2 separate regions of the Homo sapiens genome follow, and region 1 is linked to region 2. A link is a contact called in ENCODE Hi-C or POLR2A ChIA-PET data. All regions are on one chromosome and are shown on one strand. The core of a region is the stretch at or near the end of the contact, and the rest is flanking DNA. Distances in the headings are between cores, read along the strand shown. Region 1 overlaps NPAS3 (neuronal PAS domain protein 3). Region 2 overlaps NPAS3 (neuronal PAS domain protein 3).

Region 1 (3,634 bases), core at 158-2,657, 230 kb after region 2:
TAGGTAGACCCAGAGTCATCCTACTGTAATTCAAAAAGATGACACCATACGGTCCCTTAGCAAAGAAGCCTTTCAGCCCCCTTCGCTACACATACGTGCAGACCACTGGGGAGGCCAAACGTTTGGCTGGATGTCTATTTCCAAATTGGGATTTTATTAAGAGAAAGTATTATCAGGAAGGAGGGGGTGATCTTTACATTGATTCTGCAGATTCTAATTTGATATTATAACTCCTTTATCCCTTTGCCCCTTTTGTATACTTTGTAAAGTGGAGATAATTCTTTTTAAAATTTTGCCTGCTTTTGGTCAAATTCTAGTCTAGAACTCCCAGGCAGGCTGTGCTGATCTGGCCTGCCATCTCAATGTATTCTTCATGTGATTCTAAAAAGGGGCTTCTTAGTCTCTTTGCCTTTGTTAAACATACTAGAACCATTTGGAATTATTCCTCATTCCAGACACAAAGCAGACAGAATTATACCCCCAACCACTGATTGGGGTGCTGTAAGTTTTCTCTGTGAAAATAGTGGACAGAATTATATAACCCATCGTTCCTCTGTTAATAGTTAACCAGGTTGAGAGGATTTGAATAAAAGCACATCTTGTTGCATGCAACAATGGTTTGACAGAAGAGCTGTATGGCAGAGTTAGTATTTTACTGCTTTCAGCTTCACCACGCAGTTTTGTAGCCTGGGAAGCCATGCATGCAGAATGGCAGAACTTACAATTGCCTACAAAAGGAGAGTACAATGCAACCTGTGGAGCCACGCCACCAAGAGAAGGTGACAGTTCCGGGCCTTCAAAACACCCTAAACTGGTGAGGAGTTTCAGAATGAAACTTGTTATGATTTGAAACACTCATCAAAGTGAGGCTTTTTCAAGTAACAGTTAAGACATAATTACCAAATTTTACAACGGTCCCGTTAGTGTGCTGTGAGAAAAAAAAGGAGAATGGAAGAAAACCTTCCAAGTTTATATGTTTATGGATGTAATAGATGGATGTGGCACTTTCAGAGCCAGGAAGAGTGGCTCAGGACAAGATGAGAAGAGCTTCCACAGCCTTAAACACAGCCCTTTTCCAAAGTGACTTCCCTTCACACCCATCCACCCCCCTCCAAAAAAAAAAAAAAAAAAAATCTAAATGTACTTCATGAAACTGTTGTATATGAAGCACTTATTAGCCGTAATTAAATGGACAATATGAATTTACTACGTCTTTAGGACTCTGGCTTGTTCTGGTTTAGAGCAAGATGATTAATGCAAATACATATTACTTGAGATAACCATTTAGCAGCTAATTTAGCCAAATTTATTACAGCAGTTAGAGGTTTTTCATTTCAGCAGACGGAGGCAAGGACATGCCAAAAGTGGGCGACGTAGATGAGTGCACACTGCCCTCTAGTGGCCAGCCAGCCGGTGAGCTTTCGCGGGGCGCCGAGTTGCTGCGATCCGCAGCCAAGTAATAACAGCAGGTTTTCCACATTTCCGGCACCCTTTTAAACCATTCCCATCCACAGCACTTTATTTCAGGGGATGATTTACTGTGCTTTCCCCTTTTACTAGCTCAGGAGTACCCAGATACAAATCAAATCAATTTCAACTTGGCGAGATTTTGGTTCAAGTATCATTTTTAACATCTGCATTTTAAAGCTCTCTTTCAGTGGGTATTTAATGGCACCGTTTCACATTACTGATTGTTTTTACTTGCTCCTTCATTTGGGGCCATATTTCAGAGTCTGTGTGGAGCTGTCACTCTGTTTGGCTCCAGCCAAGTCAATTCTGTGCCTCCCTTAGGCCAGTGTTTCTCTCTGACTCCACTGGGGAATTTATTTTGTTCCAACATTCAGCGAAGTCTCACCAGAATCTCCCCCGACTGACCAGTGTAAATTTAGTTCATCGGAGGACTATAAATTCTGTTAGACAAGATCAAAAGGAACAGACATATAAGGACGCGGGTTGAGATTGCTCACACGGAGGAGAAACGATCAAAGACGAGGGGTAAAGCATCTTTGGAACCATTCAAATATCCAGAATCTCAAAGAGGTCTACCTCCAAGCTATGAATAAATCACATACAAATTTGCCTTTCTTACCATCTGATGTCAAATCCATTGACAATATCCACACCGCATTAGGTGTTCTGTGAGCCAAAGAGATTTGTAGTCCTTTTATTCTTTTCACACCATGGCTGCCCAAAACGGAATAAAGTCTTGCTACAAATGCCAGTAACCCTGGCTCCAGAGCTGCCGCTCCACTGAATTGATTTCATTTGTCCTACTAATGGCATTCTATATTAAGCATACAGAGGGTCACCCTGGCTTGGTGTAGGTCCTCCCATTTTTAGGCTTAAGGTTTTGCAGAGATAAAAAAAAAAAAAAAGTTATTTGATCCCAGTCTTAATACAATGCCTCTGTTTTGTTTTTTTTCGCCAGTGCTGAATAAGGGTCAGTGTGTGACAAAGTACTATCGCTGGATGCAGAAGAACGGAGGATATATTTGGATACAGTCCAGTGCCACCATAGCTATTAATGCCAAGAATGCAAATGAAAAGAATATCATCTGGGTGAATTACCTTCTTAGGTATATTTTCTACTTCTTTTCTATTTCTGTCCTGGTTATAAAATATGCCATATAAAATATGGCTATGGTTAATAGCCGACATGTTGTGAATATTATCTTTTGACAGTACCTGGTGTGGAATTTCATGGCAATTCTGCTGTTCTTTCCACAAGATTCAAATAAATGTGAGAAGATCAAACTATGTTGGAAGGGACTTGCAGGAAAGATTTCAAGATTTTCAATCATTCTTGGTCTGTCAACATTTGGGCATCTCTGCAGAAGTTGCTTTGGTTTTCCCACAAATGCTTAGGCCAGAATAATACAGACTTCAGCCTACAGCTGAAGCATTCAAAAAGCATCTCCTCTTCCCCAGCACACACACACTCACACACTCCAGTTCTTGTGGAAATGAAGTAAAACAGAGCGGGAGAAAAGTGGCAGGGAACATTATATTCCTCTTATATTTCTTCCCTTTGATGCCCTTAGCATATTACATAGGGTTTGACTTCCTGGGCATTAAAGTTTCGGTAAACAAAGTGAGTTGCTTTGCCGGAATCAAACAATAGCGGTGTAAAAAATGAAGGCAATTTTTTTTTTTTTTTGGCCCACTGCTTTGTGATCTTTGGCAAGCTTTACTGCTCTTAAAATGTGTCCTTAACAGTCTATCTGCAAGTGAGCCCAAGCTCAACTGCTTCCTAAATTCTGGTGTGAGACACCATTTCTCTCCCCTTCCCAGTCTACATTCTGCCTTTGGATTCAAACTAGCAGAAAAGTAACCAAGACCCACAGATTGGGCCATCTTGAGTTTGGGGGCAGGCTTTCTGGGAAGTTCTCCACCAATCCTGCACTTGGCCTGGCTCCCTCCCACCCCCATCATTCTGGTCTTTGGCTTCTCCTGGCCTAAAGCCACCAAGCAGAGCCCACACGTGGTCTGAGTAGGAAAATTTCCAATAGGTCTTGGGAATGGAAGTTGGTGCCCTTTGGCTGATAATTTAGACAGGGAGTACCTGAATCCCATTTTTCTTTGAGACAGCCAAGTGGAGCTGGGAAGCTAACAACCATGGCTCATCAGCACACTG
Region 2 (3,941 bases), core at 612-3,111:
CTGTCATCAAAGACTTGTCCAGTGAAATTGTTCAGGAGGACTGTGAGCATGTCAGTTTGTTACAGAGCATAGCTATGTCTGTATTGCTAACTCTCAAGATATCCCTTCCTCAGTTTTATTTTCTTTCAATGTGTACATAAATGTGGTGGCTTTAAAACAGCTTATGCTCAGGATAGAATTAGGATTCTTTTTTGGCTCACAAGAAAACAAGATAGGGAAACTTCTACTGAGCTCTGTTGTGTAGCATGGGGATAGAGACAGCCAGAGCGGATTTTCTCTTTGACTCTCCCTTGGGTGGGACAGCTCCTGGTGTCCAGGGCATGTGCATGCCAGGTATTCTCTTTAAAGTATTCTCATCTTGTTGTAATTATGGGAATGAGTGAATGATGATGATTTCTGAAGCTCCTCAACAGTCCTCTTGACTTTGCCAGATACACATACATACACACACACACACACACACAGAGAGAGAGAGAGAGAGAGAGAGAGAGGAGAGATGTATATATTTAACCTAACAACATCCAAGAACTGGTTTCAGGTTATAGAAGTATGCACTGTTGACTTGCTTTCCTGTGTAAAAATGATGCCCAGTTACTCACCAAGAGGCCTTATCTTAAAGGAAGATTCCCACATACTGATGCTGAGTTTGGCTTGCATAGAGACTGAATAACTTGTTATACCTGATGATGGCATTCAGAGCTGTTCATGACAGCTCTGCTTTCTAGCTATAATGGAACAGGCAGAAGTGAAAATGAATTAAGAAAACAGAATGGGTTCCCTAACACTGAAAATGTAGCAATGATATATAGCCAGCGTTTATGAAATCTCTTCCAAAATGTAAGGGGCTTAATCGCCAAAGAATCCAAAAGAGACTTTACATGATAAATAAAAAGTATTTCTAGTTGATACAGGATTTAAAGCTTAGAGAAATATTTATTTGTTGGCTTATACTCTCCTCTTTCCACAAAGGATTTCAAATAGCTTACATAAACACATATGATAAAAATAATGTCAAAATAGAACTAGGGAATAAGGAAAAGGAGATAAGCAAAAGTAGGTAAACTGTTACCACATAGTAGGAAAACACAACAAAGAGGCTCATAAAAAGACCATTTATTATAAATGGTCTTTATTAAAGTTTCAGATGTAACCATGAGCTTCATGGTAACCAAAGCAAAAAGGGAAATCCAGTAAACCATCAAAAATGAAAAACCATTGTTTCTTAAGGAAGGCAAAGTTTTTCTGGGACTGAAATCTGAAAATCTCACGTAGGATTTTGGAAGAGCTAACCTGTAGATTATGACATTGATTTGCTTCCACTGGAGTCCATATTCACAGCAAGGCTGTCGTGATCTACACAGCAAACACAAAGACCCAAATTACAAATCTCATAAGCAGGCAGAAGCCCATTCCCCGCCAGCCATAGCTGTGCGGAAGACCATCGGAGAGCGATGTTCTGTTCCCGCATCCAGGCCTCACAATAGCATTGGCTAGTTTGGTGGTTTACAGGGTTTCAAACTGGCTTTCCTTCACCCATACTCACATCCTGCATTTTCTTCTAAGCCCTCATGAGAAATTCACATTATCGTTGCCAGAGGCAGAGGACATGAGAGACTCAGTTAACCAGAGAATACAATTGGACTCACATCCTCTGAAAACATTTTTTCTGGAAAGTGAGGTGAGACAGGATAATTCTGATGCACACCTATCCCAGCAAAGTGCATTCAAGTTAATATAGGGTCCTGTTTACAACAAAAATGAGATCTAGAGCAAGCCAGGAAATTTACACATTTGTATGGGGTGATACCATTAGAAAATACCCTACGTGCCAGCTAAAACCTCTCTTGAAATGTGTTCTAATCACCCCCCACTGCCTCCAGTCCCCTCCTGCACATAATGAGTCACTTCCCTTTTTCTCACCAAGTCCTCACCCTTATATAAGGTATTTCCTGACTATTGTAAGCCAGCCAGAAGGTAGCTGCAGACAAGGTTACAAATTGGCTTGATTCAAGGCAGCTTGCTGAAAAGGGCAGGGTGGCTGCAGATTATAATAAGAGTTAATAGAGGTGAAGGTGAAAGGGGGTAAGTGGTTGTTTTAAATTTGGTATTTTTTTTAAGCCATGCAGATATATTTGCCATAAACTCCTTTCCTTATCCTGTTGTTCATCTCCATATTTTAGATTTCTCTGCATTTGTTATATAAAATGGCAAATAAAATTACAGCTACAGCACACAAGTACAAGGTCAAATAAATGACAGAGCTCAGTCTATTTGTGAAGCTATTCTGAAAGGGAACCATGGTGCCAAATGTGGTTTATTTGAATAATAAAGAAGAATTAGATTCCCCTGATAACTTGGCCGAGGGCCAATAAATCACTGGAGGTTAAAGATGCTTTGCAACCGCCATGTCTTTCTTTTGCTTTTCCAAAGTGCAAGGCTCACTCTTCCATTCTGTGTTTTTCAATGCAAATCAAGTTGAGGTTAGTATGTGGCTAATACTCTTACTTCCCTGCTTGTAGAAGATATATATATTTCTTTAGTGGGGTTGAAAAAAAAAAGAAGACATTAGCTTTCCTTGTAAGTTATTATTCTTGTTTGGCATCATGACATCCTAAAGAGCTGGAATATAAAGACAAAAAAGGTATTATTTCAACACAGCAGAGGGATTACAATGATGGAGCCAAGTGTTAGCATTTTTGCAGTTGGTGTTCTAAATGTATTCAATGCTAGGATAACTGGAGTTCTTTTAATAAATGAATGCAAATACTGCTTTATGGCCCCCCTTTTCAAAACGTTTCAAGTAGACATACCTTAATTTTTTTAAAAAAAAGCAGAAAAATATATAATTTTCTGCAGCTTGTGACCACCCCCCTGCCACCCCAACCAGCAAGTCTACATTTGTCTCCTGTACACTAATCATGAAAAGTTCATCACTTCTGGGTGTAACAAAGAAAAATGCCCTTTTGAATGTGGAAGCTCTGAGGGTTTGGAGACTATTGAGAAAATATAAGTATCAAAATAATTCAGAAACAGTACAAGGCACAGTGGCACATTATCAATTTACAACATTTAAATTGATAAATGCTTGGTGGTGAAGGCCTACAAGGGCACTTTGAAAAGCAAATAGCGACCTGGTGAAGAAATTGATTTTTCCCCCCCGAAAATGACTGCATGATGCATCATTTGACTGCATGCTGTCCGAGTGCTTGACAGAGATAATCTCAGCAATCCCACGGGTGACCTTATCGTTCTCACCAGGGCAACTTTGTCTACGTTCTGACTTTGTGCATGTCAAGGTTCCTCCCGGCAGGATCCTTGGGGGAAAAAGTTCCTCTGTTCGATCCAGATATTGAACTGCTCGTTCTTCCCCCCTTTTCCTTCCACCCCACCCTTCCAAATAGGCAAACACGCCTCTTTATTTCATCCATAATTATGAACGAGCCAGGCAGAAGAATACAGCTCTGTGCTCTGTATCTTTGTTGAAGCTCCTAATGCCTTTTAGTTCATAGTTCTTAGGTGATCATCTATATTGGCAGGGATCTTTTCATCAGAAAGAGTAGAAAAAATCCCTAATGTTCTCCTATAATGCATCGCCACCTTGAGCAGAGTGGAAAAACCTTACCAGTTTCTTTCTTCTCTGTAGTTGCAGGGTGTTTTATTTTCCTCCCTCCCCTGTCATCTTTACATAGAACCCTTCTGAAACTGTCTTAAGTCATACATGTCAGTATCTAACAATATTATTCTCTTGCAATCCAGTGATTTAAGGTATTTCTCTTATAACCTTAAAATTATGTAACAATGACATAAGGCCCAGAAAACATGTCACCTGTGCTATTTGGCTTTGAATCCCAGTGGCAGCCTCTTTGCAGAGATTTGATAGAATCCACAGGGCTTCTTCAGGACCGTTGGTGTTTGGAAAGTATTTTTCTTCCACAGGGTAA

The links. A loop is a pair of places that touch in the nucleus more often than their neighbours do. ChIA-PET counts read pairs that join two places held with the same protein, here RNA polymerase II (POLR2A). Pooled maps may share reads with other maps.
Region 1: a loop to region 2 is called in a map of endothelial cell of umbilical vein, with 5 times the contacts of the local background. The contact joins two enhancer-like sites. A Hi-C loop is called at or near these places in 1 of 168 maps with a recorded cell type or tissue (endothelial cell of umbilical vein) and 4 of 50 pooled maps. POLR2A ChIA-PET finds 5 or more read pairs at or near these places in 1 of 52 experiments (GM12878).

The regions. Positions count from the first base shown.
Region 1 is chr14:33,791,469-33,795,102 of GRCh38, forward strand. NPAS3 (neuronal PAS domain protein 3) reads left to right here. Exons shown (of 12, transcript NM_001164749.2): 10 at 2,429-2,576. Among named protein-coding and RNA genes, the nearest start is that of SNORA89, 84 kb to the left of the region's middle. Within about 2 kb of position 1,408, at least 2 of the 41 ENCODE cell types and tissues checked have a DNase peak (open chromatin) inside an H3K27ac peak, as active enhancers do.
Region 2 is chr14:33,563,075-33,567,015 of GRCh38, forward strand. All of the region lies in intron 5 of NPAS3 (neuronal PAS domain protein 3), which reads left to right. Among named protein-coding and RNA genes, the nearest start is that of SNORA89, 140 kb to the right of the region's middle. RefSeq lists an enhancer at 1,462-1,991. Within about 2 kb of position 1,862, at least 2 of the 41 ENCODE cell types and tissues checked have a DNase peak (open chromatin) inside an H3K27ac peak, as active enhancers do.